Linked DNA regions of Mus musculus: region 2 is linked to region 1. Evidence: chromatin loops called from intact Hi-C (ENCODE). Cell type or tissue: left cerebral cortex. All regions are shown on one strand. Each heading gives the region's core, and the rest is flanking DNA. Links, peaks and the distances in the headings are about the cores only.

Evidence for each region. A loop is a pair of places that touch in the nucleus more often than their neighbours do. Peaks named below come from ENCODE experiments on the same cell type or tissue, not always from the same donor. Only the 100,000 strongest peaks of a DNase experiment are listed, where the experiment ranks them.
Region 2: it touches region 1 in a loop (12-fold over the local background); 1 of 42 quality-filtered maps calls a loop at or near these places.

The regions. Positions count from the first base shown.
Region 1 is chr12:51,823,616-51,835,668 of GRCm38, reverse strand. Hectd1 (HECT domain E3 ubiquitin protein ligase 1) reads left to right here and starts at 6,133. Exons shown (of 43, transcript NM_144788.2): 1 at 6,133-6,466; 2 at 8,156-8,317. The coding sequence starts at 8,178. It overlaps Gm5785, which reads right to left and starts at 7,484. Exons shown (of 4, transcript XM_011244243.2): 1 at 7,401-7,484; 2 at 6,440-6,814; 3 at 5,114-6,379; 4 at 1-4,681. The coding sequence starts at 7,484. The coding sequence ends at 5,528. In left cerebral cortex, for the core only: a CTCF peak has its summit at 6,039; a DNase peak (open chromatin) is centred at 6,244; H3K4me3 peaks cover 2,901 bases; H3K27ac peaks cover 2,073 bases.
Region 2 is chr12:51,684,621-51,696,673 of GRCm38, reverse strand. Strn3 (striatin, calmodulin binding protein 3) reads left to right here and starts at 4,760. Exons shown (of 18, transcript NM_052973.2): 1 at 4,760-5,252. The coding sequence starts at 4,971. Ap4s1 (adaptor-related protein complex AP-4, sigma 1) reads right to left here and starts at 5,708. Exons shown (of 6, transcript NM_021710.4): 1 at 5,360-5,708. In left cerebral cortex, for the core only: CTCF peaks have their summits at 8,511 (motif pointing right) and 8,711 (motif pointing right); DNase peaks (open chromatin) are centred at 4,596, 5,227 and 5,617; H3K4me3 peaks cover 3,661 bases; H3K27ac peaks cover 2,442 bases.

The DNA of each region.
Region 1 (12,053 bases), core at 2,029-10,028:
TTAAGTCTAGTTTAATATCATACTCCCTTCATATTGGTTAACAATAAGATTATGATATAATTGTAGTATGACACCCACACACACATAAACATTTATATGTTGTATGACTTTATATGTTTATTTTTTGAGACAGGGTCTTACATATCCCAAGCTGGCCTCAAACTCAGGATGTAGATAAGTTTGTCCTTCAACATCTGGCTGTCCTGATACTTCCTCCCTGCTGGGACTATGGGCCTTCACCGTGATGCCCAGTTTTACCCGGTGCTGGGGAACAGACTGTAGGCTTGTTTGTGCTCGCTATCCAAGCAGTCTAGGATTAGGATTGTCTTAGAAACCATTCTATTGTTACCAAAGACAAAAACAAGTAATGGTAACCACTTAGTATCCAGGAGGACAGTTTTAAAAAGTCTGCACAAATTATGCAACTTCCCCAATACACATTTTGCAATTGATAATAATATTCTTCATAAAAATAAAGTTACTGAAAGTTTTCTACATTTTGTAGAACATTTCTCATTTCTACTTTTACTGTAGAAGCACATTTCTACTTTTGCAAATTAGGTTCCACTTTTCCTATAACTAAGTGTATTGCATGATATTCATGTATCTAAGAATGTTAAAGCAGGACAATAGACCTTTTATTTACCGGCAAGAAAAAAATTTCCTCAAGACAAAAGGAAAGGATGGTAGCAAATTATGGAAGAGTGTATTAGCCTTGGAACAGGAACGACTGACTAGGAACATGGAGTGCTCAGCATTTGCTCTACTGTTTGGCTTTTGACTCTACTACCAAGGGATATGGCAGCTATCGTGAATCCTGTAACAACGTATCAATATTCTAGGATTTATTTTAAGTGCATCATTTTAAAAATGTTTAGGAAAACCATGATGATCCCTGGAAGAAAGTTATTTCTTAGAATTAGCCATTATAAGCTAAATTTACTGTCATCAAAAAACTTTTTATTCTGAAATAAGTTGAGGCTTATCAAAATTGCAAAAAAAAAAAAAAATAGGTTAAGCTTGGTGGTTCGTGCTTGTAATCCTAGCAGTTGAGAGGCAGATGTCCATGAGTTCGAGGCCAGCCTTAGCTACAAAGCAAGTTCTAGGTAGTAAGACCTTGTCACAAAACCACAAGAAATGTTGCAAAACTTATTTTTAACAATTCCTATTCAGCCTTTACCAAGGCTCCCCAAATGTTGTTGGGATTTCATAGTTGATATAAATGAATTTCAATCAGGTATTTGTGGACTGGCAAGATGGCTCAGTGGGGAAAGGCACTTGCCACCAGACCTTCTACCTATGTGGTGGTAGGTAGATCCTTCTACCTACGTGGTGGAAGGAGAGAACTGTCTCCTACAAATTGTCCTCTGACCTCCACACAGTTACCATGGACATACACACATACACACTATAAAAGACTAAAAGCATTTGACAAGTTAGCCATTAAAATTTTGGAGACACATACATTCTGTATTATATGGTTAATTTTAAAATTCTATCTTGCAAATACTGTCACCTTTCAGATAAAAGCATATTAAAATTCACATTTCCAAAAAGGGAGTAGTTGAGGTAAACTCACAGGCATACCAGACAATAGTAGCTGGAGAGATGGCTCAGTGGTTAAGAGTACTGATTCCTCTTCCAGAGGTCCTGAGTTCAATTCCCAGCAACCACATGGTGGCTTACAATCATCTGTAATGGGATCCGATGCACTCTTTTTTTTTTTGTGGGGGGGGGGTTGAGACAGGGTTTCTCTGTATAGCCCTGGCTGTCCTGGAACTCACTCTGTAGACCAGGCTGGCCTTGAACTCAGAAATCTGCCTGCCTCTGCCTCCCGAGTGCTGGGATTAAAGGCATGCGCCACCACGCCTGGCCCCCATGCACTCTTGTAGTGTGTGTCTGAAGACAGTTGTAGTGTACACACACACACATAAAATAGATAAGTCTTTAAAAAAGAAAGGAAGGAAGGAAAGAAGGAAGGAAGGAAGGAAGGAAGGAAGGAAAGAAGGAAGGAAGGAAGAGAATAGTACCTAATGGATGGATAAGTGATATGTCAGCTTTTGAAGGGTATGTGTTTATTCATCTATTAAAGGATGTCTTAGTTGCTTCTAGGTTCTGTTGCTAGTATTTTGTGGAACGAAGGCCTGGTACATACTAAGCACAAATTTCCAATGCTGAGATATATTCTGTCTTTTCCCTGAATTTTAACAATTATGAATAAAGTAGCCATCAGTATCTGTATGCACCCTGTGGTACACGCCTGTAATCCTTGTACTTAGGAGGTGGTGGTAAGAAGACCCAGAGGAGCAGGCCATCCTCAGCTACATGGTGAACTGGAAGCCATCATGGGCCAAGTGAGACCTGACCTCAAAAGTCAAAATGAAACAAACAAAATCCCCTCAAAGTTTTCAACTTTGGGCTTAAGTTTGAACTTAAGTTTTCAACTCCGTTGGGTAGATATTGAGGGTGGCTGCTGATTATTTGGTAAAAGTATATACATATACATACATATATACATATATATGCTTATTTATGTATTTATTTGAGATAAGGTTTCACTATGTAGCCATGACTAGCCTGGAACTCACTACATAGACCAGTCTGGTCTTGAGCTCTTTGCTTCCTGTGTGCTGAGATTAGAGGCATACATCACCTCGCTCAGCTATTTATTTGATGTGTAAGTGTGGGTCTATGAATGCCTGGTGTAAGTGCGGAGGTTAGGACCCTAACCTTTATGGGAGCCTCTGTGGATTGGATTGTTGGAGCAGCTGAATTACGTTGGACTTCCTGACCTGCTTCAATGGCTCTGGTAGGCATCTGTGGATGTCCAGGGATGTTGAATAAACTTGCTCCGAGGTCATCTTACTGTTTTTTAAGTCATTTCTAATTTTTTAATGTGTATTGATTGGTGTTTTGCCTGCATGTTTGTCTGAGGGTATAGGATACCCCAGAACTTGAATTACAGATATGAGCTTCCATGTGTGGATGCTGGGAACTGAAACCCAGTCCTCTGGAACAGCAGCCAGTACTCTTAGGTGCCCCCAATCGTCACCTTACTATTCCTGTTCTGGAGAATATGCAATTCTAAGTTGTCACTTTCGGTTCAACAAACTTCCCTCTCTCTCTAGCCCAGCAATCATCTAGAAGCAGAAGACTCTTCTTGCCTTTTAAAAAGTATTGTCTATTTTCTTTCTTTTCTTTTTTTTTTTTTTTTAAGGTCTTAGAAAATAGGACTCATGGATAGAATGTTGCCTGTTATTTGTACATAACAAATTTGTCTTGTTGAACACAGGGTCTCACTATGTAGCTTTCCCCGGCTGACCTCAAACTCACAGAGACCTTCCTGCTTCTGACTCCTGAGTGCAGGAATTAAAGGTGGGTGCCCCCATGCCTCGCTCATAGATAAAGCAACTTCTAAAGGGAAAACAAACCTCTACAAGGTTCGGGAGTTGGTTCTCTCTCTCTCCTTTCTGCCCTGCATCACGCCCCGCCCCTGGAGAGCTGGCCTGTAAGATTCCAGGTGATTCTTCTGTTTCCTAGCTCTCCGCGGGAGGCGCCGGGACCGCAGGCACCTGTCACTGCCTGTGGGCTTTCATGTGGGTCCTAGGTTCTTGGCTTTGCCCATGCCTGCTTTTACAAAACCAGAGCCTTTTTTTATCTTACACAGGGGCACTATTACTTTCCACGGGTACCAAGAGCGCTCCGGCTGAATCACACCCTTCCAGCGTTTGGTGTTATTGGGCTTTGGTTTTTCGCCCTTCTAATGATGTTTAGAAGTCTCGAGTGTTCCCTTCCTTCCCTCTGCCCTCTTTTCCCTTCTTCAGACACGGTCATTCTATGTATTCTAGGCTGGAACCCAGTTCATTATGTAGCTGAGGAAGTTCATTATGTAGCTGAGGAAGCTCTTGAACTGCTTCTTCTGCCTGTGATGGAAATTAAAAGTCTGTCCGTCTGTCCCACCAATCCCAGTTTTAGGGCCTGGTTCTATCCAGTCCTGGACAGAGAACCCAGGCTTTGTGTGTAGTAGGTAAGTACCCTACCAACTGAGCTGTTATCTATAGCTCTAGAGTATTATTTTAAAATTTCTTTTCCTCAAAGATTTATTTAAATTACTTTTACATTATGTGCACATGTGCATGCCTGTGTGTGGGTGAATGCATGTAAACGCAGGTGCTTGTAGAGGCCAGAGGCATCAGATGTGAGCTGCCTGATATGGGTACTGGGAACCAAACGCACAGACCACCAGTGAGTATCTTCAATTTCTCAAGGCCAGATAATGTTAAGCATCTTTCATATGCTTTCTCGCCAGCCACTGGGATGTCTTCTTGGTTAAATGTCTCCAGTCTTTTACAATTTCTAATTAAGGTTTTTTTCTTTTCTTTTTTCTTTTCTGAGACAGGGTTTCTCTGTGTAGCTCTGGCTGTCCTGGAACTCACTCTGTAGTCCAGGATGGCCTCAACTCAGAAGTCCACCTGCCTCTGCCTCCCAAGTGCTGGGATTAAAGGTGTGCGCCACCACTGCCTGGCAAGGTTTTTTCTTATTCTTGGGTTTGAAGAGTTTTTCATTTGTTCTGGCCACAGTCCTGTGGTAGCTACATTGTTAGAAAGTATTTTTCCTGTTGGGGAACTTTGGAAATTTCTGCATGAGCCGTTCATAGTCTGTGAAGGTAGATTCCAGGCATCTGTATATGAAGAAACACATTGTGTTACATCTAAACAACTTACTATTATTTAGCAGTAAGAATTAAATGGGCTCCCAAGCCAGGTGTTAGCATACTTGTTAGCATACTCAGGAAGGAAGCCCTCTTGTTAGCATACTCAGGAAGCTGAGGCAGGAGGATATTGACTTTAGGCCAGCCAGGGTTACATAAGCATACCCACTTCAAAACAACAAGAAAAACAAAAAGTAAAAAACAAAACCAAATAAAAAAATCCAGTACAACAAAACAAAACAAAACACAACACAACACCAAATAAATGAGCTACCAAGCTATAAAAACTCACAGAGGATCCTTAAAGAGTGTTAGTGAATAATTCCAACTAGAAACGATATTTTGGAAAGGGCAAAACCATAAACAAAGAGATCAGTGGGAACTCTCTGTCCTTAGCCCTACCTGGCCAGGAACACATGATACAGAACAGGGTAGCCATAACTTATTCTCTGTACTTTCTGTTCAATTTGCTGTGGATCTAAAACTCTTCTAATGAAAACTTTTCCGGGTGTCTCTAATGTGCCGCCAGGGTTGAAAACTACTAGCCTCGGTCTTTGCATACAGTTCTTTCCTAAAATTAGGTATCTACTGCTATTTTGTTGTTGTTGTTCAAAGGATGAGTTCAGTATGGAGTCTTTTTCTTCCTCTTTTTCTCTCCCTTGGCTGCTCCTTCTTCATCACCACCGTCGCCGCCCTGTAGCCCAGACAAGTCTCGACCTCATTTTGTAGCCAAGGATGACCTTGAACTCCAGCCTCCAGTTCTCTAGTGTCACGGTTACGTGAGGACTCCACTAGCAGCGGCTAGTATTTGATTTTTCAACGCCCATGAAATAAAAGTTTGACGGGAATAACTACGGAAGTACAAGTGACCACGAGCCGAAGGCAACTGTGTGGGAAGTCCTCGATGCTGGCTGCTTCCCGGGACTCCACGGTGGGCAGGCAGGAGGCACGAGTTCCCGCAGCCGTCCTGGTCCCATCTGCGCCGAGGCGATAACGCCCGGCTGCGCAGCGCTCGCCGAGTTCCCAGGCTCGCTGGGAAGCGTTCTGGTAAACCGCTGGCTTTAAAAGTCCGGAGGAGGGGGTGACCCGGGCACGCCGAGCGCCTGCGAGACGGTGGCCTCCGTTCCGCAGGACTCCGGAGCGGCTCGCGCCGGGCGAGACGGGCGGAGCGTGCGCGGAGCAGCTGCTGGCGGCGCGCGCGGATTGACAGCGCGGCGACTCGGGCGCCGGGAGGCCGGGCTGAGGAGAGCCGTAGCCGACCGCCGAAGGAGCCCGGCGCCCCCCGTCGTCGCCCCGTGCCGCGGGGTCCGGCCTCCGCAGCGCCCCAGGTGGCCGCGGGCAGGGCGGCCGGGAGGCGTTCGCTCCGCCTCCGCCGGCGCGGCCTTCACCAGCCTCCCCGCCCGGCGCTCGGCCGACCCTTCTCCTGCCCCCGCCCGGCTGGCGATGGACGCGGCGTCTCCCCGCTGCCGCCGACGGCCCCGCGCGGACCTGGCTCTGAACCGCAGGGTCTGAGGAGCCGCGTGCTGGGGTCGGGACCCGCGCTGGCTGCCGCCGCTCGGGGGAGCCTCTCGCTTCCTTGTCACCGGGTCCCCGCGGAGGAAGGGGAGGGACGAGACACGGCTTTTCCTGTGCCGCCTGCCTGGCTCGACCTGCGCGGCCTGCGGTTTCCTAGGAACTCGAGGGCCGCGGCCGGGCCAGGCTCTGCCCGCGGCCTGCTTGGAGCTGGACCGGAGCTGTTTGGTACGGCGAGCCAGGGTAAGAGCCTGCGGTCAGGGTAGGCGGGGGCGCTAGGCGCTGTCGGCAGGCTGGGCCTGCGCGAGGATCCGGGCCGCCGAGTCCAGCGGCGGGCGCGGAGCTGGACCCCAGCGCGGTGAGGTCGGTCTTCCGCCGTCGCCTCTGCGTATCGGGCCCTTTGTTCCCCTCTCCGGGCCTTACGGGGCTTGGCTTGTTGGCTTCGGAGCTCCGGCTACGCGCTCCTTGTCCTTGGTAAGGCTCAGCCGCCCGGCGGGGACCGGGGACGTCCCGCTGGGCCTCCGAGTTCCGGGAGACCCGCACCCCAGCCGCTCGGCGGCTTCCTCTTGAGCTCGCAGGTTTGCTGCTTCTCTAGAACTTCGCCCTCCGCCCGGAGGCAGGTAGCTAACTTAGCCAGGTTGGCTGTCAGCGTCGCGGCTCCGGCCTTGATCAGGCCGAGGACGATGGGGCAGCCCCGCCGGGCGCGGCCGATGGGTGCCCACCGCGACCCGCCTCTAGGTTCCCACACCGGCAGGTGGATTGCGTGGGACGCAACGCTGTCCTTTGGTCGGGCATCTAGAAGCTTTTGTAATGACTTGCCTGCCTAGACTACTTCTCAAAAAATTTTTTACATAAAAACTAACTGCCCCATCCTATGGGAGAAAGAATGTCTGCCTGTCTGTCCGTCTGCCTGGGGGGGGGTGGTAACCTGTTAGTTGTATTTACTTTAGCATCAAGCCCCCCCCCCAAAAAAAAAAAAGTTTTAAGAACATTTGCCTAGATTACCAGAAGTTCTTATCAGTATTTACTTCCGCATAGGTAGATTTCATATCTAATTACTGTTTGTATTTGGGCATATTTTAGGAGTAAGTTTGAGAATTCAAAACTCGTGAGAAGGGAAATTCAATCCGAAGAAGAATTGGATTGGAAAGTGGTCTTTAAAACTACTGGATCTGACCCGTATCTGAAGCTCCGATTTTTGGTGGAGTTTGGGGGGAGGTTGCAGGAAGAAGTTGACTGGTAAAAGAACTTTTTTGTACATGTTTTTTGCCTTTTGGCACAGACATTGGTGATAACAGTACTGGGATCCAAAACTTGTTTCATAGTGTTTGACCAAGACAGCTCTGGTTTCTAGTTAACTAGCAACCTAATCAGCATATATTCATTCCAGTGTTAAACTGTTTTGCCTTGAGGGTTTTTGCATTAAGCCCAGGAAGTAGACTGCTGCATATGTAGCATACTTTTTGAAGTAATACTTTGCAGTTTGGAAAGTTTTTTTTTGTTGTTTTGTTTTTGTTTTTTCAAGACAGAGTTTCTCTGTATAGCCCTGGCTGTACTGGAAATCAGCTTTGTAGACCAGGCTGGCCTTGAACTCAGAAATCTGCCTGCCTCTGCCTCCCTAGCGCTGGGATTAAAGGAGTGTGCCACCATGCCCGGCTGGAAAGTTTTTTTTTTTAAAGCATATATATTTGCTTATTTTGTGTGTGTGCAAGTATGTGTGCGTGTGCATATCACAGTGCAATATGGAAATTGGAGAATAGCTCTGTATGTATATACATATACACATGCATGTGTGTGTGTGTGTGTGTCTCTTGAGGACCTGAGGACCTTACAGAAACTTGGTTCAAGCAGATGTACAAGAAAAAAGTCTTTACACAGGCTGATCAGTTCTGAACAAATGTTTGAAAAACCCGTTTCCCTTTTTCAATTTAGGCAAAGGAGCATTTTAAAGACAATGGCAGATGTAGATCCTGATACGTTGCTGGAATGGCTGCAGATGGGACAGGGAGATGAAAGGGACATGCAGCTAATAGCCCTGGAGCAGCTATGCATGCTGCTTTTGATGTCTGACAATGTGGATCGCTGTTTTGAAACGTAAGTGCATTCCTGCATCACCTTCCTCTGCGCCCACTGTGCTGACATCTGTTTCCAGCTATTTGCTGACTTCAGTTTGTGTGAAAACTTTGCTAGGGAACTTTAAAATACCCCTTTAGACATTTCTGCAGTTGTCTGTGGTTCATGGAACCCTAGTAATGATAATCGTGATTATGTAAATACATATTTGTTCAATGAGTGTGGATTAGGAATACTAACCATAGCTTGGTTGAGTCAGTTATGAACCATCTCATAAATTAAAAAGATTATAAATGTTTATCTTCTTTAAAGCTGTTTTTGTATTATATGACTTGGAGAATAAGGTCAGAACTACCTGTTTCTTTGGTTTTCATGTGTCATTGCTTTTGTTAAAATAACTTCGGTTAATACATTTCATTTGGATATTTCCAATACTTTTTGAAGTACAGAAGCTTTGAAGTTGTGTGTGTGTGTGTGTGTGTGTGTGTGTACTTTCGTGTATGCTATGGTGTGCATGTGGAAGTCAGAGGACAACTTTTTGGGAGTTGATCTCTCATTTTAGCATGTGGGTTCCAGGATTAAACTCAGGTTCTCAGGCTTCGTGGTAAGTACTTTTACCAGCTGAGCCATCTCACTACCCAAATTTGGAGAGTTTTAAACAGTTGTATCAGAGATGATACTAGAAAGTTTGCATAAAAATATGAAAGGCATTACTCTACTAGCTCGGCACTTAGGCCATGATTTTCCTCTTGTGTGATTCTGGTTCAGTAAAGGAATAAACATTTCTCTGAGTTCATCTGAGTTGTGAATTCCAATAAGTCACTAAAACCTTTTATATGTGCTTTAGTGCTATTTAAAGGTAATTTAAAAATATTTGTGATATTGGCTTAAAGCTTGGTATAATTAATGCCTTTGAGGTGGAAATAGACTATATTACTTGCTAAATCTATATTGTTTTTTCAAAGTGCTCTCTCTTTTGATTTTTAAGTAGTTTGTATTTTTGTTAAAAAATATTATTTTAGCTGGATATGGCTCATGCTTTTAATCTCAGCACTTGAGAGGTGAGGTAGGAGCAGGAGTTAAAGGTCTTCCTTGGTTACATAGTCTGTCCAGCCAGCCTTGGTGACATCAGTGACATCCTTGGTGACATAGTCTGTCCAGCTAGCCAGAGCTGTAGGAGACCTTGTCTCAAAAAAAGAAAAAAGAAAAAGAAAAAGTCAAAGTAAGGGTGTCTATGGAGGGGGCTCCCTGGATAAAGGATGTGACCACGAGGGCCGAGGACCTGGGTTAGTGCCCAGAACCTGGGTTGTAGGAGGAGAACCAGCTCTGGTAACCTCTCTAACATCGCTAGCATCTTCGAGTACACAGGGTTGATAAAAGTTCTTATAAATAAACATCCATATCATGGTGGTTTGTTAATTCTTTTTATCAGTAGATTTCTTTTTTTTGAAGAATTATTTATTTTATGTCTATGAGTATACATAAAGAACTTTTTAAAAGGAAATTTTAACAATGTAAAATTGGTTCTTATGAAAAATTCTACAACTAAACAAAACAGCTATGTTACATTTTCTACTTCTCCTTCCATTCCTTTTTCATATTTCATGTGATGAAATTTAAAAGAAAAAGAAATTAAAATGATTTCAGATGTGATGTACTATGTAAAGGAATAAGGTTTGTTTGTTTGTTTGTTTTAATTTTAAAGATGTGTTTATTTTTATTTATCTGAGAGTTCTGTCTGCATGTGCACCATGTGTGCAGGTGCCCACGGAGGCCAGAAGAGGGCATCACCAGGTTCCCTGGACCTGTAGTTAGGACTACCGTGAGCTGCCTGCCAGGTGCTGTTGGAAACTGAATCTGGGTGCTCTCCAAGAGCTCTTATTCACTGAGCCATCTCTCCAGCCCCAGGATATTGTCAGTTAGACTGGTTAGTCCTGTTTCATGTGACATAGCAGCTATGTATTCAAAGTGCACATCTGTTTAGATTTTGTGACCTTTTCTAACTATCCCTCTTATTAACCTTTGTTAATAATTTTTCTAAAATTTACATATCATATGTTGTGATGCATGAGTGTGTGCTTGCCTTTATGTAGTGGTGCGGGTGGAGGTCAAAGGATAACTTACAGGACCTGGCTCTGTCTCTCATCACTCTGCTCTGGGGATTGCTCCTAGAGAATTAGACTTTACCACCTGCTGCCTCTGTTTCCCCCTTAAACCTCGGCTTGTCTTGTTTTCAGCACTCCGTAGCTTTATATCTTTTCTACAAGAAGTTATTTTGTTAGGCTGTGTAGTAGCACTTGGCTTTAATATCAGCACTTGGGAGGCAGAGGCAGGGGGATCTCTGAGTTCAAGGTTAGCCTGGACTCTAGCGTTCTAGGACAGCCAGGGTACACAGAGAAACCTTGTCTTGAACCTCCCCACCTCCACACACACAAGGTTATCTTGTTATTTTTGATTTGACATTATGGTCCTAGGTTCAAGTTCTCTTTATTTTTACTATATATGTATGAGTGTTTTGCTTGTATGTATGGACATGTGGCTTGACCTGGTGCCAGATCCCCTGCAACTGGAGCTGTATATGGGTGTGAGGGACAATGTGGGTGCTGGGGACCAGACTTGGGTCCTCTGCAAGAGCAGCAAGTGCTTTTAACCACTGAGCAATTTCTTTAGCCCCTAGGTTCAACTTCTTGTAGTCTGCTTGTCTACCTAGCTTCGAGAGCCTTAGTTTGTTCCTCTGTAAAATGACTATTATCTTATATCAGTGGATTTCTTGTGGGGAGTAATGGAGAGAATATATGTGAAAAAAGGGTTTCAAGTAAGAAGTGTTATAATACCTAATTTTGAATTATATTTTGGTACTTTTATTTTCTGAAACTAATTTGGGAGTTTTTCTCTCTTGTTTTTAGACAGGTTCTCATGTAACCTGGGCTGGCCTGAAATTTGCTATCTAGCCAAGATGGCATTGGATTCTCTTGCCTCCACCTCTCAAGCATGTGCCACCATGCTGGCGCCGCTGTCTTTTCTTTGTTTTTAGAGAGGGGGTATCACTCTATAATCCAGTCTGGCCTAGAGCTCACAATGTAATGCAGGCTGACTTCCAACTCAAGGGGAACTTCTGAGCGCTGCTATTCAAGTTGTGCATTACATCTGTCTTTCCTTCTGCCTCAGCTTCCTCAGTGCTGGAATTTCAGGCAGGAATCCCCTACATCCAGCTTTTAAAAGCTTATTTACTTATTTTTGGTTTTTCGAGGCAGGGTTTCTTTGTATAGCCCTGGCTGTCCTGGAACTCACTCTGTAGACCAGGCTGGCCTCGAACTCAGAAATCTGCCTGCCTCTGCCTCCCCAGTGCTGGGATTAAAGGCGTGCGCCACCACGCCCGGCTTAAAATTTTATTTTATTTTATTTTATTTTTTTTTTGGTTTTTCGAGACAGGGTTTCTCTGTTTAGCCCCCGACTTAAAATCTTTTAAAGTCAACAAATACGTCAAATGAAGTACAAGATGTATATATTTTGAATATGCCAGAGGAAATCTTCTAGTTGGATTTTATAAGGTTAATAGTTTAGGTTATGTCTAATAAATCATATGTTCATGCATTTGATACATTTTGCTTGATTTGTTTGTATTGATTTTGTATTGTCTTTGTATTGAAAGTGTGCCTCTGTTTAGTTAGGAAAGGCCCATGTGCCTTTGAAATGGTCTAGAGCTGAGTTCGGAATCCTGTCTTCACTGTTGAGTAGTCATGCTTTAAGCCTGACT
Region 2 (12,053 bases), core at 1,286-9,285, 140 kb after region 1:
CTATCAAGACTTCATAGGACCAAAGACCTCTCCTCCCATTGATGCCTGACAAGCATCCTCTGCTACATATGCAGGGAGCCATGTGTACTCCCTGGTTGATGGACAAGCCACATTCTTAAGCTTGTCAAATTATCACCTCAGAGAGTCTGGCCAGTTTCCCATGTGTTCACACTTTCCAATCATTCTACTCTGAAGTTTGGAGACGCGACTGTACACTCTTAGCCAATGTCCAGGAAGGATCTGGCTCCAGGAGATCTTCTTTCCTCTCTCTTCAATTTTGACATCTCTGTAAGATAGCTATTATACAATATTACCACAGCCTAATTTTTTCTGACTCATAATACCCAGGAGACAATTGCAAAATGAATTTGGTCTAGAATTTTATATAGTATCATGGGTTTCTTAAAGGTTTGGTGTCCATTTTCTTTTTCTTTTACACACAATATTTTATTTGACTGACTCAGTACCCTGAAAATATATAAGAAGGTATTTGAGTATTATATACTCCCAACTTACTTCAAAGCCCAGAATCCCCTGGCATACTTTGGCTTGCGTAATACATAAAGTATATATTTGTAATTTTCATAGTATAGTGGTTTGAATATGTTTGGTGCAGGGAGTGGCATTATTTGGAGGCGTACCCTTGGAGTAGGTGTATCACTGTGGGCGTGGGCTTTAAGACCCTCTTCCTAGCTGCCTGGAAGCTAGTCTTTTCCTGGTTGCCTTTGGATGAAGATGTAGAACTCTCACCTCCTGCTGTACCATGCCGGCCTGGATGCTGCCATGCTCATGCCTTGATGATAGTGGACTGAACTTCTGAATCTGTAAGCCAGCCCCAATAAAATGCTGTTTTTATAAGAGTTGCCTTGATCATAGTGTCTGTTCTTAGCAGTAAAAAACAAACTAAGACACATAGCCACAAGCAACTTCTGTAAAGAGTCAGCATCTGATCTCATTTTGCAGGCTAGGCCTCAGTGCAGGTCAGAGCTGCCTCCTCCTTTTTGGTTGTAGCTATGTAATATGTGGTATGCTCCTTTGGTCTGAACTCATGTCAGTTTTTTTTTTCTTTTAAAGATTTATTTATTTATTTTATGCATGAGTACACTGTAGCTATCTCCAGACACACCAGAAGAGGGCATCAGATCCCATTACAGATGGTTATGAGCCACCCTGTGGTTGCTGGGAATTGAACGCAGAACCTCTGGAAGAGCAGTCAGTGCTCTTAACCACTGAGCCATTTTTCCAGCCCCTCATGTCAGTTCTTATGAAACCTTCTGTAGGCTGTAATATTTGTTTGCTCTTTTACTTTATAAGTGCAAATACCCTGTTATTTCCCAGAGTAATGGAATCACCTGAAATTACTATAATTTCAAACATGCTAATGATGAATACTGAGCCTAATCAAAGGACAGTAGGCAAATTGTGAAGGGAGATTTTATTTCCTTGTTTCCCAATGCACACACGCTCACTGATATGAAGGGGTGGGGACCACTTCCTATTATACAATGGAACTTGCTGAAGTCACCAAGAGCTGTGTTGTGACTTGTTCTCCCAGCCATGAAAACAAGAATTCTTGTCATACCCTTTAAGATGAGGAAAAACAACAACTAAAATAGTATTTATGAACCTGCTTGAGTTCTTCAGTGGGAAGATGACAGGTCACCAAGACAAAGTGCTTAGATAATCACAAGTAGCTACTTGGTTCTCAAAGGCAGAGTGGAGTACAAGCTTTTCATAGTCACATTTGAAATAACTGATAAGAAGGTATCTGAGTATTGTCTATTCCCAACTTACTTAAAAGCCTGGAATTCTTTGGTATACTTTGGCTTTCATAATTCATGTAAATTAAATACGACAAGTCCAGCTGAGTAAGCATATTGGTTCAAATATTACTTGTAAGGATAGAAAACAAAGTAGTGCCCTAAAAACTAAGCTGATCAAAAATATAGGCATTGTTTTTTTAACCAAATCAAACCAAACAACAACAAAACAAGGTCTCACTGTGTACTTTAGTCTAGCCTAGAATTCTTCACATGACTCAGGGTTCAGACTCTCAGCAATAATTCTGGCTCAGCCTCCCCAGTGCAGAAAGTACCGAGCAGCCATACATAGACTTTCATGAAGATCATCATGAACTGAGCAAGCTGAAGTCCATTTGCAATCCCAGCACTTGGGTGGCAGAAACAGGAGAATCTCACACTCAAGGGCAGCACACCATTTTACCCTCCACCTACCCCAAATCATTCTGAAAGAAGGAGAATCTAGGCAGGAGCAGGGAGGAGTGACAGGTGAGAGGACAGGATAAATAGGAAGTTTCAAAGGGGACTGAAGAGAGGAAATGACTCAGCAAGGGGTCAGAGAGAGAATTCCAGTTAGGCAAGCTGAACTGTTAGAGTGTAACTGGGAGAATTTGTTATCTAAAAGTTCTAGAGACTCATTCCAGTGTTCTCAGGAGCAGTGGGCAGGAAGCACAATGTTAACAGTGTAAAACATCATCTCAGCAGAGCAGAAAACTTTGCTATTTGTTTCTGTTTCTTTGTTGAGACAGGGTTTCCTTGTGTAACAGTCCTGGCTATTCTGGAACTGGCTTTGTAGACCAGGCTGGCCTCAAACTCAAAGATCTGCCTGTCTCCACTTAAGACAGACAATAGAAGAACAACAGTTATCTTTTTGCAGGGTAGGTGGGGGGCAACCTTCCTGTGAGCTGAAGTGTGAAATGAGAAATATAAATGTGCAACTTGCTCTTTTGACATAATCACCAGCCATGTGGGCTTCAGATCCCTAAAAGCTTCCTTGTGTTCATAAAATAGGTACCCAGGATGTAAGTTTTTCTGAGCTTTTTATGTGTTCTTTCTTAAGGAATGGGACTGCTTGAGCCAGCTGTATGCTGATTGTCAATAACTCTTAGATAACAGTACTATTTCTTCATATAAAAAAAAAGATGTATTTACTTATGTGAGTACACTGTTGCTCTCTCAGACACACCAGAAGAGAGCACTGTATCCCATTTCAGATGGCTGTGAGTCACTGTGGTCGCTGGGAACTGAACTCAGGACGCCTAGGAGAGCAGTCAGTGCTCTTAACTGCTGAGCCATCTCTCCAGCCTCATTTCTTCATTTACTAAAGACTACATTTCATAAATATGGTAATAAGTGTAACAGATCGAATTAGTTCTTTATAACACAGCAGACATGACAAAATAAAATGTATTTCTTTTTCTCTCTGAAGTTATATGAAGTCACTTATATGCTCCAATGTGAAAATTTGAATAGGCTTTCAGAGTGAAAATAAAAGTTTAAAAACATAACCAATTTTATATACTATTTCTTGTATAGCTGTAAGTACTGTGTATTTTTCTTTTCATTTGCTGTTACATAGGTTATTAGGTTTTTTGTTTTTTTTTTCCTTCTTCTTCTTTCCTTTTTTGGCTTTTCCAGACAGGGTTTCTCTGTTGTCCTGGCTGTCTGGGAACTCTGCAGACCAAGCTGGTCTGAAACGAAACCCAGAGATCAGGTTGTCTACCTCTGCCTCCCGAGTGCTGGGATTAAAGACATGGTTCACCAAGCCCGGTAGCCAGGCTGTTACCTCAACTTACAGAAAGCCGGGCGTGGTGGCACGCCTCTCATCCCAGCACTCGGGTGGCAGAGGCAGGCGGATTTCTGAGTTCGAGGCCAGCCTGGTCTACAAAGTGAGTTCCAGTTCAGCCAGGGCTATACAGAGAAACCCTGTCTCGAAAAAACCAAAAAAAGAACTTACAGAAAAATGCACACTATAGCACCTAAAAACTGACCCTTTGTGTATGTAGTATTTCATTCTAAAACCATTTAATGATGAAGAAAGATATCGTTGTGTTGATTTAGTTCATCTTAAGTTCTATTTACAATACTTTCATTTTGTTTCGATCAAAATTTCTGCCACTAATGACAATATCTGCGTTCATTGACTTCTAAACATCAGTCTCTTTGAAAGTTATCGTTTGCCATCCAACCCACTATTCTCAAGAATTCAAGATATCACAACTTCTTCAGGAAAAAAAAAAAAAAAAAAAAAAAAAAAAAAAAAAAAGCAATAGCTCAAACACAGAGAATCTCAGAATAATAAAGACTTAAGAAGTTACAACGGGCGGCCAGGAGCACCGAAGTGGGACCAAAGAAGCAGGTTGCGACGAAGCCCAGGAGCCAGTGAGAAAGTCCGGAAGAATCTGGGCTATTTGCCAAACGTAGACGTCTCCAGAATCCTGCAGACTGACTGGTGCCACGAAACCAGAGGTCAAGTGAGTGACAGGCAGAAAAGAGGCCCGACCCTCTGGGACTGAGCAAAACACGCCAGGAATTCTAGAGAAACGTCAGGAATTCCAGGGCAGTACGGAGGACGCCTTGCACGCAGCTCCAGAGCCCAGGCCCTCAGCTGAGACCCACGCTGCCCCTAAGGATACGTGCGTGAGGAAAACGACCCGGAAGCCCGACGCCCACGCGCTTCCCCAAAGTCAAGGCAGCATCCAGATTCCACAGGCGTAGAAAAGCTGGGGCCCGGCGCCCGAGTTGGGGCGGGGCCCAGGCCTTTCCCCGCCTCCCGAAGAGCGGTCCATCCTCAGTGCGCCTGCGTGGGGTGAGGCCGGACTCTTTTTGGCTCTCCGGAGTGCGGCTTGCAGCGGCGTTCTCTACCCAGCGTGCCGTGCGCGAGCGGCGGCCCTCCGTCCCTCCTCCTCCTCCTCCGTCCCTCCTCCTCCTCCCGCCGCGGCCCCCCTCTCCCCCAAAGTGAGTGAGTGAGACGGGCAGATGGAGGAGGTACCGTAATGGCGGCGGCCGGCAGCTCCCTGCTCTGATCCGCGGCAAGCACACGGCAACGACCCCCTCCCCGGCCGTCTCCCGGCCGGCCCCCCGCCCTGCGGTCGGCGCGGGGCCACCGTCCCGGCCCTCCCCGCAGCTGTCGGCGTCTGGCACTGCGCCCCGGCCGGGGCCCCACACACAATGGACGAGCTGGCCGGAGGCGGCGGCGGCGGCCAGGGGATGGCAGCCCCTCCCCGGCCGCAGCAGGGACCCGGGGGGAACCTGAGCCTGCCGCCGGGAGCGAACGGAGCGCCGGGCGGCGGGGGTCCTCCGGCCGCCGAGGCGGCGGGGCCCCCGGCAGGCCCGGAGCTGTCCCGGCCGCAACAGTACACGATCCCGGGGATCCTACACTACATCCAGCACGAGTGGGCTCGCTTCGAGATGGAGCGGGCGCACTGGGAGGTGGAGCGGGCCGAGCTGCAGGTACGTCACCCGTCACCCCTCTCGACTGCGAGCTGGGGCCGGGGCCACGGGCCGCGGGGGTGGGGCCGGGGCTGAGGCCCGTGCCCTCAAGGGCGGAGGGGACCTACCTGAGCCGCTCCGGCCGGCGAGCGGTGACGGCGCGCCCGGCTCCCTCCTCACGGGCGGCGCGCTGCGGGCATCCTTGGGGCAGCCATTTTGGCTTTTAGCATGGCGTCCGCAGGGCTCCTCCGGAGCCACCTCTCCTGGGCCTCCGGGGTTTGGGCCCAGCGCCTCTGGGCGAGAGTCTGGCGTGGGCCCGCTAGGCACTGAGTTTGCGCTTGTGGGTCCCCTTGAGGGTGAGGCCACGCGGAGAGGGCCTGGGATGAGCGTCTTTGCCTCCTGGCTCCTGCACCCCCTTCCGATGTGGCGTCCTGCCCCCTCCCCCGCGCCTCGGTACGCACTTGCCCCTTGACAGCCACGCCGCTTCGGGCTACCGCCGCGCACAATGGCTCGCGGCCGGCCGGACAAGTTTGCCTTCCCATCCTCAACTCCTTTAAGTACCTGCGATGCCGCTCTACTCACTTGGATTTCCTTTAGCGCTTACTGATTCATCAACACTTTAACTGAATATTTCTCTCTTGAGTCGGCTTCTCTAGAGTTCCCTACTATATTCATGTTTTTACTGATGCAAAGCAAAGCTGGGCTGTCAGTACAGTATTTAGGAAATGTCTGCGGAAAGAATTGGTCTTAATTTGAAGTAGACCGTACTTATCGCTTAGTACAAGCTAAAACGGAGTTAAATGTCCACTTAATGTGATCCTCTGACAGACTTGGGTTATCCTAACTTTTGGAAGGTGACAGTTGCGGGTTCATGCCTTGAATTTTTAAAATTGCTGCATCTGTTTGAAAGGATTATTCAAGCTGGAGGATGACTGCGTTTAGTTTTAAGTTCCTTTCCAGGGTTTAATTTAAGCTTAGAAGAAAAAAAGCGTGTATCTAATTAAGCGTTGCACCTGTTTTTCAGACTTATAAATTTCGACATAAGCAATATTGTTCGTTATTATACACACACACACACAATAACTTTGGTGAGAAATAATGTTGAAACAACAGCGTGATTAATGAATGTAGAAAAGGTATCCTCAAATAAATATGAGTCTTCAGTTTGGTGTCGAATAGTAAACTTTTTAATTACATTGATTAATTTATTTCTGACCTGATTATTTACAAACTATAAACAATTTTATTCAAAAATTAAAAATACCCAGGTGTAGAGGCATAAGTCTTTAATCTCAGTGCTCAGGAGGGAGATGTTTAATATCCATGAGTTCAGGCCAGGCTGATTTATATAGAGTTCCAGGACAATTGCAGTTACATAAGAGTCTATCTTAAACAAACAAAAAAGTAAAAGAAAATTAGAAATAAGGTTGTTTCATTGTCAAAAGCATTGCAAAGCAATTGATTGGACCAGTAAACTTTTTTGGTTATGGGCTTTTGTTATTGTTTTGTGTTTTTGAAACTGGCTTTTTTCTCTGTGTACCTCTGGCTGTCCTGGAAGTAATTCTGTAGATCGGGCTGGCCTGCAACTCAGAGATCCATCTGCCTCTGCTGGGATCAAAGGTGTGTGCCCTCACCATCTAGTATTGTGGTTGCTTTTGAGACGGTCTCTGTTGTCTTGGGTGATCTGAAAACTCACTATGTAGAACAGGTTGGTTTAGACCTCTTAGAGGTCCACATGCTACCTCTTGAAGTGCTGGAATTATAAAGTCTTGTACCACCTCACCTGGCAAGCCAGTAAACTTTTATTTAACTCCACAAAGTGGGTGAAGTTAAATTTTACAACAACAAAATCCTACTTATTTTATATGACACCTTTAGTTCATTCCGTAATCTTAAAATTGTGCTTAAAAAATACATTTGTGTTTTAGAGATTACTACTTTCAAAAAAACTTATGTCAAAATTGCTGTGGTTTCTTTTAAATTTCTAGAGTCTACTATTGTTGGATTTAGAGTTTTGTGGGCATACATCTTTCTAGTATGTTGATGCCGACTTTTCCATGTGGATAGAGAGAAGGTAATCTGTTAAAAATTACATTGAGGCTTTTGCTGAATTGATAAACCACCAGGTCCATATATAGTATTTGATCCTTGTACTGTTGTTTTGATTTTCAAATTAGCACTTGAATTTGTCACTCAGGCATGATTAATGTAACTAGCTAAGAAAGCATCTTGTATCCAAATTAAGTTTTTTGTTGTTGTTGTTGTTACGTCTTTTTTTTTGTTTTTGTTTTGTTTTTTTTTTGTTTTTTTGAGACAGGGTTTCTCTGTGTAGCCCTGGCTGTCCTGGAACTCACTTTGTAGACCAGGCTGGCCTTGAACTCAGAAATCCACCTGCCTCTGCCTCCCAAGTGCTGGGATTAAAGACATGCGCCACCACGCCTGGCAACAAGTTTTACATTACTGAAATACATGGTTTTCTTTTTCATTGTTCCTGATCTTACTTAACAGCAACAGAAAAGGATTTTTAAGGATTCTGTAGCTTGGTTTCTTTCAGATTGATAGTCTTTATTTACTTGCTTTTCCCCTCCTTTTAAACCTTTTTATTATGTTTCATTATGTGTGTATATGTGCATGTGCACATGAGGTCAGGTCCTCAAAGGCCAGATGGTGGGTTCCTCTGGAGCTGGAGTTGCAGGTGTTGTGAGCCTCCCTGCTGTGGGGGCTGGGACTGGGACTAAGGTACCCTGGAAGATGTGCCATTTCTCCAGCTTGTTTACTCTGTTTAAAGAATGTTATATGATGTTCTCTGGTTCTATTTTATCCAGAGACATTCGCATTATTTTATACTGATACTTTTGGAATAAAATGTTCACGACTGGATTGTTTATATGTTCTTGTATGTGCTGTATATTTTAAAAATTGCCTTATTGGATTAATTGATAGTGTTTCAGATTTGTTTCTAGGATATTGAGTGTGCTTTAAGTGCTGTCACTCATTGTGTGTGGGTGGGGGCCAGGACTGTTTAGAAAAGCTGCCTGAACCTTGGTAGGTGGCTCACAGTGGCCTTGAATGCTATTAGTCTAAATAAAACTGCTTGTGAGTACATACTTCAAAGTTTTGTGTTGAATGTATGTGTAAAAAATTCATGTGTTGTATTTAAGCTGTAAGTTTAAAATTATTTCTGTTACTTTCCTAAAAACAAGACTACTACTACTTTAAAAAAAAAAGATTTATTTACTTTATGTATGAGTACAATTATAGCTGTCTTCAGACACACCAGAAGAGGGTGTCAGATCCCATTACAGATGGTTGTGAGCCACCATGTGTTTGCTGGGAGTTAAACTCAGGACCTTTGGAAGAGCAGTCAGTGCTCTTAGCCATCTCTCCAGCCCACAACTACTTCTGTTTTTATATGTAGTTCTGAATGTTCTACGTTTATCAACACTTTTTAAAAAAAGATTTATTTATTATTATATGTAAATACACTGTACCCTGTCTTCAGACCCACCAGAAGAGGGCGTCACATCTCATTACAGATGGTTGTCAGCCACCATATGGTTGCTGGGATTTGAACTCAGCACCTTTGGAAGAGCAGTCAGTGCTCTGACACACTGAGCCATCTCTGCAACCCAACACTTTTTTTTTTTTTTTTGAGACTATACTAGGCTAGACCTTAACTCCTGGGTATAAGTGATTCTCTGCCTCAGCCTCCTAGGTAGCAGGGACTAAGATGCAAACACACACTTTTTGGCTGTGTTGGAAAGTGAACTCTGAGCTTATGCATGCTATTTAGTGTCTGTGGTTTGTGATCTCCCACAGCACACAGATGGAGGTCAGAAGACAACTTGTGGGAGTCAGTTTTCACTTTTCACTATCAGAGCCCTGAGGATCCTACTCAGGTTGGCAAGCTTCTTTACCCCTCAACCATTTCACTATCTTTACAAAAAATTTTTTTTAATTCTTTAATTCTTTCTTCCCTGCTATCCTCAGTTTGAGTCTTGTCCCTTATGAACATTGCATAACACAATTCCCACCCTTCCCCCATCATGATTGACCTTCAAATTTCCACATCCTGTAGCTTTATACACTGTATTGGGTTTAAACTACATTTTCTGTTGTCAACTATTTCTTCCCCCAAATCTTTTCCTAAAGATTTAGGGCTTCGATCCTAGAAGTGGGAAGGCAAAAAGCAGGTGGACTTCTCTTGAGTTCCAGGCTAACTAGAGGTATATAGTGAGACTGTCTCAAGCAATGGACTCTTTATTTGGCTTCCATTCTATTCATTCCTTCTTTCATTTTCTCTGTTTCATCTCCTTTTGTTTTTTGAGACAAGGTCTTAACTATGTATTCCTGGTTGGTGTGGTGCTCAACTGTGTAGCTTAGGATAGCCTCAACTAATGGCAGTCTTCATGCCTTACCTTTTTCAATAAAAGGAATAGTATAGGGCACCTCCATTCTTGTCCACTTTCTGTAATATACTCTTTTGTTTTTAGTTGTAGTCTGAGGTTCTAATTCTTTTGTTCTTTCACTGTATTTTACTAAAAACACATACACAAAATTTTTATTACATTTTGATTATTTTCTGTGTGCCTGTGTGTATGTGGGCATGCACATGGACACAGTTTATGTTTTGAGGTTAAAGGACCATGTGGGCCTAGGTATTGAACTTAGGTTAGCAGGTATAGTAGTCAATAGACGCCTATATGAGCCATCTTCAGGGCCATAATCCTGTTTACAATCTCAGTAGTACTCAGATTTACTATTTGTTATTCTAATGCACAGGTTTGTGAGGTTGGTGAAATTGAAATTTCTGACTCTGAAATATTGGGGTCCACCCAGAGTTTAAAAATGTGCTCAAATATACATTTGGAGATAGCAGAAAGCAAAGCTGGGGATTTAAACTCAGGGTCATGCTTTTAGCTTTCGGACTTATTTGTAAATTTCCTGTTTAACTTTTCTAATACCAATTCAACTGTTATCTCTTCAGCTAGTTGTTTATGCCTGTTCTCCCTATAACCACATTAAACCTGTATTAAACCTGTCCCGTTAATGTTACTCCTACTATTTAGTCACTGAGTCCTTTTCTATAGTGTATTCAGTCTCTTGAATTTTATTTTGGCTTTTCGAGACAGGGTTTCTCTGTATAGCCCGGGCTGTCCTGGAACTCAGTTTGTGAGTGAGTGACCAGGCTGGCCTCGAACTCAGAAATCCGCCTGCTTCTGCCTCCCAAGTGCTGGGATTAAAGGCGTGTGTCACCACCGCCCGGCCCAGTCTCTTGAATTTTATTAATTTTTTTCATACTTATTTATTGAGTAAATATGTGCTGCTTTGGGCTACTCTCTGGTATATAATTACATATAAAACCAAGACTTTACCTAGGGAGCTTGTTTTGGAGGTGATAAAATGCTTCAAGTGGCAGATTAAAAGAGACTTAGAAAGTAAATGAGATTGAAATTTACGAGCTTTTAGTTAATTTTATTATTTTTTGTGTGCTGGATTAATGTTTCAAAATATGCTTCAAAATACAGTCTTGTGTTCTCCCACAAACTCCGGATATTAAGTCATTCAATATATCCTTACTCTTTTATGAGGTAGGGTCTTTTGTATCAAGGTTGGATCTTGAATTTACTTTCTACTTCCCCAGTGCTGGAATTACAGGTGTAAACTGGTTTGTATGATACTGTGAGTCCAACCCAAGCTCCAAGGCTTGCTTCATGCATAGGAGGCAAGAATCCTACCTGAGTTGTAATCTCAGCCCTTCATTGCATTCTTGCAGCTCTCCCCACCCCTCAAATCTACCTTTAGATTTTAAGGTTTTTGTTTTGTTTTTTTTCTAAGACAGGGTTTCTCTGTGTAGCTCTGACTGTCCTGGAACTCACTCTGTAGACCAGGCTGGCCTTGAACTCAGAAATCCGCCTGCCTCTGTAGATTTCAAGTTGGTTTTTTTTTTTTTTAAGATTTATTTATTATATGTAAGTACACTGTAGCTGTCTTCAGACACTCCAGAAGAGGGCGTCAGATCTTGTTACAGATGGTTGTGAGCCACCATGTGGTTGCTGGGATTTGAACTTCAGACCTTCGGAAGAGCAGTCGGGTGCTCTTACCCACTGAGCCATCTCACCAGCCCAGATTTCAAGTTTTAAGCCCTGATTTATTCTGTGTGCTCCATTACACTGCTACCATTGTCTTTGTTCATAGTGCTCTTCTTACCTGAACTCTGTACTGTAATCTAAAATTTATTCTATATGCTGCCTGTGTTTTTAAGTTTATCTTTTATATTGCAACTACAGTTGTATTGTTATAAGCTTGCTTTAGCATTTTTATTGTGGATTGCTTTAAATACATGCTTAGAAAATACAGTCTGAGATCTCCCACAAACTGTTACTTATCTTAAAGTATAACCCCTAAGATCATTATCTTTCCCCCAAGCAGAGACTCTTGTATTTCAGGCTGGCTTGTCTCACTGTGCTGAGAAGGATAATCTTGAATTCTTGACAATACTGGGATTATAGGAGTGTAACACTATGCCTGGTTATTGTGGTTCTAGGGATGGAACCCAGGGCTTTGTGCATGCTGGGTAAGCATTCTGCAAACTGAGCTATATAGCCTTTTTCTTGATCAATCTTATTTTAACTTATTTAAGTCCATTTGCCCACATGTCATTATTTTTGAATAAATTATTTTGAATTACATGGTCTTGGAACCATGTAATTTCACCCATGACATTTTAATATAAAGCCTATGTATTGGCTCATGCCTATGAGCCTAACACTTGGACAGGCTGAGACAGGAGGATAACTGTTCATTTGAGACCAGTCTAGT